Regions from separate parts of the Homo sapiens genome. Here region 2 is linked to region 1. Evidence: read pairs that join two places in POLR2A ChIA-PET (ENCODE). Cell type or tissue: endothelial cell of umbilical vein. All regions are shown on one strand. Links, peaks and the distances in the headings refer to the core of each region. The heading gives the core; the rest is flanking DNA.

Region 1 (5,381 bases), core at 143-5,142:
GAAGTTGGAATTCAATTCAGATAGCTTTGGCGTCAGTTTCAGTCAAAGCAGTGTGGTGGCAACGCACCAGCTTGGGTGCCAAAAGTTCTGACTGTCCCTTACAGCACCTCACCCCTCTGGACCGGTGTGGCAGCCAAAGCCTCTGCTTCTCTTGCAGCTGCAAAGATTGACTCCGCCTCCCATCCTCCCTGCAGTAAGACAGGGTCACATGACTAAACCCTGGTCAAGGAAACACAGGTAGGAGTGACAGGTGACCTCTGAGGCTTCTGAGGCTGCTGTCAGCACCAGCTCCTAAAATCCCTTGAGAAACTCCCTGCCCCCTCTCCCTGCATCTCACAGCAGAGGATTCAGAGGAGGACACTGAGGTCCTAGAAGGAGCCTGGGTCCCTGAGTGACCACATGGAGCAGCCCCACTCCCTCTTCCCTTTTCATGCTGACCTGCAGGAGCCAGTGACCTGAGCAAGAAGAGTCTTTAGGGGATTAAGCCACTGAGATTTGGGAGCTGTTAGAGCAGCAAGCATGAATTACCTGATTGATGTGCCCGGTTTCCTTATCTGTAAAAGGAGGTTATCAACATCATTCTCAGGGTTGTTGTGTCAATGACTTATGATTCAGTGAAAACACAAACCCAGGATCTGACACATTCTAGGTAACTGAGGTCCCTCCTTACAGTGTCAGCAGCAGCCACAGCAGCAACAGTGCAAGGAGCACTAGTTAACTCCCAGTGTGCACAGTACTATGCCCCAGCTAAGTGGACCAGACACCAGATGGGCCTAGTTCATATACAGGGTCTCATGTTCTATAGCATGGGGGTGCTGGGAGCCTTAAAAGGTGTGCAGGACTGACTGCAAATGCTTTGTAAAATGAATTTTTCCTATAACTGCAGACCATTAAGGTGATATCTGTAAATAGAATGCTAAGCTGAGGGGTCACACATAGTAAAAGTGAGAAGTAAGAAAGTAAGGATCACCCTGGAGGCAGACACCTCAGTTCTAATTCTGACTTTTCCGCTTACTATTTGGAACCCACATAAATCACTTAACCACTTCAAGCCTTAGTTTCCCCATCTGTAAAATGGAGATTATGATAGGGTTCTTGCAGGGATTAATGAGTTAATTTATGCAGAATGCTCAGAACAGTGCTTGGCATACAGTAAGTGGCGTGTATGCCACTAAGTGATTCCTGCTCAGGTAACCGAGACCGCCTCCCACCCTGAGTGCATGGTAGGGTCTGATGTCATCACAGCTGCTGGGAAGTACCTGTCCCCTTTGGGAGCTTCTGCTGTGTTTGTCCATATGGCAAGGACAGAGAGCCCTCTTGGCCCCATGGCCTCCTGCTCTTTCCCATGCTGCATTTCTCCTGGGGGTGGGGGAGGAAAGAAAGTTGGAAAGAGCAGGTGGGGGCAGGGTGGGGGTGAGGCTTCAGGGAAAGGACAATGGGCTTTGTAAATCCCTCCCTGGGCAGGCTGGCCAAGTTCAATGGCTTCAGGCCACATGAACAGCAAGAAAAATGTGGCCCAGGAATTTCTCCCCAACGATTCCCCTTGTCTTTCTCTGTGGGAATTTGGAGCTGCAGACACATTCCTTCCATGAACAGCATCCGTGGCAGCTGAAGGCCCATTGGCCCGAGCTGGGGAACCTGGCTGGCCGGCACTTCTAGAGCTCTGCCCCTACTGCCTCCCCCTCCAAGGAGTGGGCACTGCCAGTGTGCCAGAGAATGCACTCTCACTGGCAGACCTCACAGCTTGCTCTGTCAGGGACTGACCCCTCCTGGGCACGGCCCTCTCCTCTCCTGAACCAAACTGCCCAGACAGCTTTCACAGCTGCTTTTCCACAATCTGTCACCTGGAAGTGGAGACTAGACATCTTGGAGAGAATTCCCATCCATTCCTTTTTTTTCTAAGCCAAGTACTTCCCGACTTAAGAGGAAATTACTTCCCAGATGCTCTAAAATTCTTTTAAAACACTGTAAAGTACAGTCCACAGGCCAGATCTGGCTTGCCACCTGCTATTGTACATAAAGTTTTATTGGAACACAACCACACTCATTCATTTACGTAGTGTCGATGGTTGATTTCACACCACAATGGTGGAGCTGAGTAGTTGCTAAAGAGACTGTATGGCCCTCAAAGCTTAAATATGTTTACTATCTGCCCCTTAGAGAAAGTTTACTGACTTCTGGTTTACTCCTTTGTTATTCCACACAGGATTTGAAATGGCCTCTATTGAGAAGACTTAGAATAAAATAGTGATACCACAATAGTTCAAAATAATTGAGAGCCTGAGAAAATGCAAATAAAAGTAGCAACTCAAAATCATGAACCACAACACAAATATGAAGACTGTTAGGACCTACATATTTGCCAAAGCCAGGCTTTAAATTTTTCTTGAGCTTCCTGGAAGCCAAAGGAAAAAGAGAAATGAGACAAGTCTCATCAACAGAAAGAAAAAAGAATACCAGTCCTTATGGGATCTAGAGCTTTTTCTCTAGAAAAAGATGTATGGGGCTTGCTTCAAACAGAAAAAGAGTAATACCCACCTTCCCCAGAATCATATACTTAGTTAAAAAAAAAAAAAAAAACAACAGAACAATGAGTCTGCAAAATGAATAGCAACAGCAATGCTGTTGATGAGGGTCAGTACGGGGACAGGGGTTCTTGTTAATATGTCTGGCCAGAGATTGAACTAGATATCAGAAGGCAAAGCAGTTGGCTTCCATGCACTGTGCTAAAAGTGCATAAAACATTTTGAGAGGGTGTAAGAAGCCTCATTTCTGCTTATCACTTCTGTATATCTATTTGTTTCAGAGCAAAAACTGGAGTTCAATAAGGACAGGCCCAACTTGTCACTAACTCACCTTACAGTGCCTGGCGCAAAGTAGGCCCTCAAGAGATTGCTCGTGAACATATACACCATGGAATACTATGCAGCCATAAAAAAGGATAAGTTCATGTCCTTTGTAGGGACATGGATGAAGCTGGAAACCATCATTCTCAGCAAACTATCACAAGGACAAAAAAACCAAACACTGCATGTTCTCACTCATAGGTGGGAATTGAACAAAGAGAACACTTGGACACAGGAAGGGGAACATCACACACTGGGGCCTGTCATGGGGTGGGGGGTTGGGGGAGGGATAGCATTAGGAGATATACCTAATGTAAATGAAGAGTTAATGGGTGCAGCACACCAACATGACACATGTATACATACGTAACAAACCTGCATGTTGTGCACATGTACCCTAGAACTTAAAGTATAATAAAAAAAGAAAAAAAATTGCTTGTGAAAAATGAGGAGGTTGTGTTAAAAGAGAACCTTCCAATTCCAATGTCTGTGGGTCTGTGTTATGTGGACATACAGTGTGTGTGCACACTGAATTTTAGCCAAACTCCTAATATAGATCAGAAATATGATGGGAGAAGGGGGTGGGGGCAGGGACGCAGGCCCAGATGAGACCCTCACCACCAAGAGGCAGAAGTCAGTGAGTGGTTGTTAAGAAGGTGACCAGCAGTGTTCAGACTGCCCAGATTGGAGGACAGGCTCTACCCTCTACCCACCAGCTGTGTGATCTTGAGAGCTCGCATAACCTGGGCGGGTGTCCATATCCTCACCTGTAGATTGGATCTGATGACATATCACCCTTACAGGCTATTGTGAAAATTAAACAAAATAATGCCCGTGAGTTACTAGTGCCAATCAAAGGTATGTTTTGTGATAAGCTGTCTACAAAGTGTCTACATCACGCCCTTCTTCAACAAGCTCCCTCTACCAGAGGCCAGGGCTGGCAGGAGACAGACATTATTCTGAAAAGCTAGGAGCAATAACCCGCGGTCTCAATCCAGCACTCCACAGGGCTTGTCTTTTTTAACTGGAAGTCTCAACTACAGTTATGTGTGCCTTTGTCCCACAGGCCATCTTATTCACCATCGAGTCCCATTCCTTTTCCCCAAAAAACATTTATCATAGAATTGTTAAGATCACAGGCTAGAAAGCAAGATGGGCTGGGTTCCAATCTGAGCTTAACCACTAATTAGCTGTTGTGACCTTGTGCAAATGACTTCACTTCTCTGTACTTCGGTGCCCTCACTTCTCTGTACTTCGGTGCCCTCCTCTTGCAAGTGGAAATAATGATGACATCGAATGCATAGGATTGCTCTGAATTCTAAGTGAACGTGCACATGTCAAGCTCTTAGCCTGGCACATTGTCAGGGCCAGGCAGTGCTAGCCATAAGGATTTTGCATCACTTCCTATGTTTCAGCTATCTGTAACTGCCTAACAGACTACTCCAAAGTTTAATGACTTAAAACAACACATATTTTCCTTTTTTAAAAAAATGTATTTCAATAGGTTTTGGGGGAACATGTGGTGTTTATTACATGAATAAGTCCTTTAGTGGTGATTTCTGAGATTTTGGTGCACCCATCACCTCAGCAGTGCAAATTGTACCCAATGTGTAGTCTTTTATCCCTCAGCCTCCTGCCACCCTTTCCCCCAATTCCCCAAAGTCCATTGTATCATTCTTATGCCTTTGCATCCCATAACTTAGCTCCCAATTATGAGTGAGAACATACGATGTTTGCTTTTCCATTCCTGAGTTACTTCACTTAGAATAATGGTCTCCAGTCCCATCTAAGTTGCTGCAAATGCCATTATTTCGTTCCTTTTTGTGGCTAAGAAGTATTCCATGGTATTTATATACTACATTTTCTTTATCCACTCTTTGATTTATGGGAATTTGGGCTGGTTCTATATTTTTGTAATAGCGAATTGCGCTGCTATAAACATGCGTGTGCAAGTATCTTTTTCATATAATGACTTACTTTCCTCTGGGTAGATAGCCAGTAGTGGGATTGTTGAATCAAATGGTAGTTTTACTTTTAGTTCTTTAAGGAATCCCCACACTGTTTTCCATAGTGGTTTTGTATTAGTTTCCATTCCCACCAGCAGTGTAGAGGTGTTTGCTTTTCACCACATCCACGCCAACATCTATTTTATTTTTATTTTTTTATTATGGCCATTCTTGTGAGAGTAAGGTGGTATCGCGTTGTGGTTTTGATTTGCATTTCCCTGATCATTAGTGATGTTGAGCATTTTTCTATATGCTTGTTGGCCATTTGTATATCTTCTTTTGAGAATTGTTTGTTCGTGTCCTTAGCCCATTTTTTGATGGGATTGTTTGTTTTCTTCTTGTTGATTTGTTTGAGTTCTTTTTAGATTCTGGATGTTAGTCCTTTGTCAGATGTAAAGATCACAAAGATTTTCTCCCACTCTGTGGGTTGTCTGTTTGCTCTGCTGATTGTTTCTTTTGCTATACAGAAGCATTTTAGTTTAATTAAGTCCCATCTATTTATCTTTGTTTTTGTTGCATTTGCTTTTGG
Region 2 (5,381 bases), core at 327-5,326, 57 kb after region 1:
CCCTCATCTCCATTCTCTGTGGGAGGGATGGTAGACAAGGACATGTGTCTCGTGGTGTCCAGGGGTGAGACATGTCACAAAGCCATTGAAGCTCAGTGAGAGGACGGCGGGGGTGTGGTTAGGTGGAGTGGCCAAGCAGGCTTAATGCAGCAACGGGGAGCCAGGGGCATGCTGGGGAAGAGCATTCCAGCAGAGACATGGACACGTGCGAAGGCCCCGAGGTAGGGACGAGCTTTGGGAACACGAGGCATGTCAGGAAGGCCGGGGCCCCGAGGGAGTGAAGACCAGGCGAGTGGGAGGGCCTGAGGTAAGAGTGGTCACCAAGGCCTTGGGGTCCTGGTGGGGATTTTTTATTTTGTTCTGTATACAGTGGGATACCAGGAGAGCTCAGAGCAGGAGACACACAGGACCTGAGTCAGATTTATGTAAAAGGTGCCCTGGCCACCACATGAGGAGTGGACCATAGAGGGACAGCAGTAGACACAGCAGGCCAGGAGAGTCCATGGGGTGGGCATGCAGCTGATGGTGCAAAGTGGCCAGCTGCAGGTGTATCCTTAAGGTGGAGCTGCCAGGTTTTGCCTATGGTCTGGACATGGGGTATGAGAGAAATGAAAGGTGACTCCCAGCCGTGCAGTCGCTATCTCTAGGTCGGTGTCCATATGAAGTGGTCATGAAAAGATCTTTCATAATGGGATCACCATGGCATTGGGGCCAGGGCCACCGACTCCCTGCTGAATGTGGAGACTGGGAGTCTGAAAGCTGGCTGGGCTCTGACCACACAAGCTATGGACGTCCTCTTTCTCCCTATGGTGTTTGATCAGCACACAGTCTGGGCAGGGACTCACCTTTTGGGGCTCTGGGCCAGTCTCCAGATTTCACAAGCCACATGGGCTGAGCCCCTTCCTTTGCTCCTCTGTTTGCCCACTCTCCTCTCCCACCCCTGGCTATGGTCTACCTGACCACCTTTCATTGAATGATAAATCCCTCACAAGGAAGAGTCAATATAATGTTGAGAGTGAAAGTTGTTCTCTCAGGCTTCATGAATGATATCACACTGTCAGCCTTGGTCTCCTTGATCCCTGAAGGTTGCAGCACATTTGACTTAGGGCCCTAGATTAATGGCCTGGAAAGGTCTGAGCCCACCCAGGGATTTCTGCAGCCTCACAGTGGCTTTGGTTCCAGGTTGCTGAAAGTGAACCAGTGGAACAGAATAGAGCCCAGAAGCAGAATCTTACATAGTTGGACTTTGATGTATGACAGGTGGCACTTTTGAGCACCAGGGAAGGAACATTATCATAATCTTGGGGTAGAGAAAGAATTTTTAAATGAGTTACAAAAAAACACTAATCTATTATGAAATTGTTGATAAATTATATTTTATAAAATGAAGAGCATCTGTTTGTAAAAGGTAGATTAAGAAAATGAAAAGATAAGCTATACATTGGGTGAAGGCGTTTGCAACACATGTGGTCATCAAATTACTCACTCCCCAAACTCCTACAAATGAATGAGGCAAAAACAGACAAGGCAGCAGAAGCGTGGGCAAGAGACTTGGACAGCCATTTCCTAAAATAAGAAATCCTCATGACCAGTGAACATAGGCTCCTGCGCACAACCTCATCAGTAATCAGGGAATTGCAAATTAAATCACAATGGGATACTTGTATGCACCCACCAGAATGACTAAATGACTGAATGAAAAAGACAGTTTCAAGTCGTGATGAGGATAGAAAGCTATAGAAACTTGCACATATTGCTAGGGAAATCAGCAGTGTCTGCTGAAGTTGATGCTGTGCACACCTGTGTCCCAGCAATTCCATATGAAGCATGTCCTACATAGAAATGTGTGTACAGGTATGCCAGGAGACTTGGATACATGGGATGTTCATGGCAGCCTTATTGATGATAGCCTGACACTAACCCAAGTGCCCAGCAACAATACAATGGATAAATAACTATGACTCAGTCTTACAGTGGGAAACTCCACAACAATGGGAATGAATCCACTACAGTGCCACCTACATGCATGAATCTTAAAAACAATGTGGAACTAAACCCAAACAAACAAAATAACATGTTGTATTATCTACCTATATAAAGTTGAAACACAGGGCAGAAGTAAACTTGTTATTTATAGATAGATAGGCAACAGAATATAAAGAAAAGCAAAGAAATGAATGCTATGAAAGTCAGGATAGTAGGGAGGAGGGAAGAGGTTAAGATGGGATGGGAGAGGGGCATACATATCTTAAATGTTCTCTAGCTTGGCTTGGGTAGTTACACAGGTGTTCCTTTTACAATGACATGTTTATCTGCATATTTATGCTTTAAGTGCTTTTCTAGATGTGTGCATATAAAAAATAAATGAAACAAAGGGAGAAACTTGGGTCAAAGAAGTGAGATGACTTGCCCAAGATGACACAGCCAGCAAGGGGGCAGAACTGAGAAGTGGAGGTGGATGTTCTGGCCTCAAAGACTGTGCTTGGTCCTGGCCCAAATAGCCCGTCCAAGAGCTGCACCAAGACCTGCACCCAGCAGGCCTGGCTCCCCGGCCACATGTCCATCTCCCTCTGTGCTTGCCCAGAATTGGGGATCTTTGGCAGAATCCCACATAGACCCTAGACTGACCCCTTCCCCAGGCCTGGCATTTATCTGCCTTCCCAGGCTGTGTGCTGAAGAACTCACAACCATTAAAACAGGAACTGCCATCAAAGGCGCTTATCTCCTTTCTCCCGGGAGTACAGAGGAAATGCAGAAATCTCAGGAGTTAGCGATGCCAGACGTGTCTGGGCATGCATGGTGCTGGCAGGTGGGCTCAGTCGGCCCCTGAAGGTTTTCTGGCAGAGCTGTTATTAGCTTGCATCCCCTGGGAAGGAGGCTTAGAGGATCAGTCCTTTTTTGACTGTTTTGTAACAGAGCCCCTGAGCCCTTCCTGGGGTGCTTATTCTGGCACCGGCAGGCCACCTCTGACAGACAGGAGTGGGTGGCGTGCCTGCTGCAGATGGGACAGCCCAGCCATCCCCTTGAGAAGTGGGAGCAGCCAGTGGTCAGGGGAGCCTCACTGCTGGTGGCCTGCCCAGCCCACCAAGCTGTGGCCACAGCTGGAGTGCCTCTCATTTGGGAATTCATCTGGTCATTCAGCCAACCTGCAATGGACTCGCAAATGTTCTAGGGGCTGAGGAGACAGCAGCGAGCTGGAGGGACAGGCACTGGCCTCATGGTTCTCACGTGCTAGTAGAGGAGGCGGGTGACCAGCTGAGCAGGCACATGGCAGGTTAGATGGTGGGCACAGTGGGGACAGAAGAGGCAGGGAGGGGAACACAAGAGATAGGGTTAGGGTTTGGTGACTTTTGAGTAGAAGGAAAGAAAGGGTGGATAACAGCACAGGCAGAGGTAGGGGGCCCATCCCGGAAGAACAGCAAGGAGGCCAGTGTGGCCAGAGCAGAGTGGGCAAAGGGGAGGAGAGAGACCAAAGAATGAATGGCCTTGTCATCATGGTAGAGCTGTTAGCACCTCATGGCATGGAATAGAGAAGTGGCAGAACCTGGCCCATCTTCTACCAGGATCCTTCTGGCTGTCATGTTGAGGAAAGACCAAAGCCAGTTAGGAGCTCCTTACACAACAGTGCAGGTGAGAGGTGAGGGTGGCCTGGCCCAGTGGTGGTGGCGATAAGAAGTCATTGAATTCTTGATTTATTCTGAAGGTAGAGCCAGTGGTATTCCCCTGCTAAGATGGATGAGAGGTGTATGAGAATGAATGAGAGAAGTTAAGGATAATTCTGGGATGTTTTGATCTAAGCAATGGGAAGCTAATGAGTTAGCTGAGATAGAAAGACTACGGGAACTGCAGCTATTTGGAAGGAAGATATGGGCCTAGTTTGAGATACCTATAAGATGCTCAAGTTTAGATGTCAAGTAGGCAGGTAGATATTTCAGCCTAGAAATCAGGAGAGAGGACTGGGCTAGAGAGAGTATTTAGGGGGCCATCAGCACATAGATGGGGTTTGAAGTCATAAGGCTGAATGAGACAGCACAGAGCGAGTGGAGGGACAGCAGAGGGGTGAGAAAGAGAGCAAGCCCCAAGAGGGAGGAGAGCCAGAAGCCACCCTGAGCCAAGTGAAGGAACAAGGGCAGTGATCAACTGCAGCCAAGTGCTGCTGATAGATCAACCAGAGGATGAAAGCTGAGCAGTCATTGGTGACTTGAGCAAAGGGGCTTTTGTGGAATGCCTGATAATAGTGGGAATGAGAAAGGATGATAGGAGGGGAATTGGAGTGTCAGCATAGCCAACTCTTTCAAAAAGTTTGCAGAAAAGGGAAAGAGAGAAATGGGGACAGCAGCTGGAGGAGGAGGTGAGGTAAAGAGGAAGTTGGTTTATTTTTTTAAGTTGGAAGACAAAGCATCATTGCAAAAGATTGATGGTGTAGGAGGGACAGAGAATTATTGCTGGAACACCAGTGTCTCTTATGGATATAGATACAAAAATCATCCACAAAATCCTAACATGCTGAATCCAAAGAATTATACGCCATGATGAAATGAGATTTATCGTCTCTAAGAATGGAAGGGTGATTTAATGTCTGAAAATCAATTAATGTACTATATTAACAGAATAAAGGACAAAAACACATGACCGTCTTAGTAGACTAGAAAAAGCATTTTATAAAATCCAGCACCCTTTAATGATTAAAACACTCCAGAAACTAGGAATAGAAGTGAACTTCTATTCTATCCCTAGGAATAGAAGGGAATTCCTATGATAAAGGGCATCTCCAAAAAGCCCACTGATAATAACATACTTAATCGAGGAAGACTGGCTAATTTTCCTCCAAGATCAGGAACAAGACAAGGATTCTTGCCTTCACCACTTCTATTCAGCATTGTACTAGAGGTTCTAGCCAGGTCAATTATGCAAGAAAATGAAATAAAATGAAGCTTGATTTAAAAGGAAGACATTAAAGTATCTCTGTTTGCAGATGGCGTGATCTTGTGTACAGAAAGTACAAAAAAACTATTAGAATTAATTAAAAATTCAGCAAGGTTGAAGGATACAAGATTAGTATATACAAACCAATTTTATTTGTGTACAGTAGCCATGAACAAACTGAAAACGAAATTAAGAAAATTTCATCTACAGGAGCATCCAAAAGAATAAAATACTTAGGGATAAATTTAGCAAAAAAAAGTATAAAACTTATATTCTGAAAATAACAAAGCATTGCTGAAAGAAATTGAAAAAGATCTAAATAAGAAGAAAGACATCCCATGTTCAGGAATGAGAAGAGTTGATATTGTTAAGAGGCCAATACTCCTCAAACTGATCTCTGAACTTCCACGCCCAGTTCAGGGAACGCAGCCCCAGAAGGATGCATGGCGCAGTAC

Evidence for each region. ChIA-PET counts read pairs that join two places held together with the same protein. Peaks named below come from ENCODE experiments on the same cell type or tissue, not always from the same donor. Only the 100,000 strongest peaks of a DNase experiment are listed, where the experiment ranks them.
Region 2: POLR2A ChIA-PET joins it to region 1 with 13 read pairs; 2 of 35 experiments call an interaction of 5 or more read pairs at or near these places.

Annotation. Positions count from the first base shown.
Region 1 is chr10:48,530,381-48,535,761 of GRCh38, reverse strand. All of the region lies in intron 3 of ARHGAP22 (Rho GTPase activating protein 22), which reads left to right. Among named protein-coding and RNA genes, the nearest start is that of ARHGAP22-IT1, 21 kb to the right of the region's middle. RefSeq lists an enhancer at 1,667-2,207. In endothelial cell of umbilical vein, for the core only: no CTCF peak of the experiment used is centred there; no DNase peak of the experiment used is centred there.
Region 2 is chr10:48,473,969-48,479,349 of GRCh38, reverse strand. All of the region lies in intron 4 of ARHGAP22 (Rho GTPase activating protein 22), which reads left to right. Among named protein-coding and RNA genes, the nearest start is that of ARHGAP22-IT1, 35 kb to the left of the region's middle. RefSeq lists enhancers at 1-442, 2,530-2,824. In endothelial cell of umbilical vein, for the core only: no CTCF peak of the experiment used is centred there; DNase peaks (open chromatin) are centred at 1,979 and 2,729.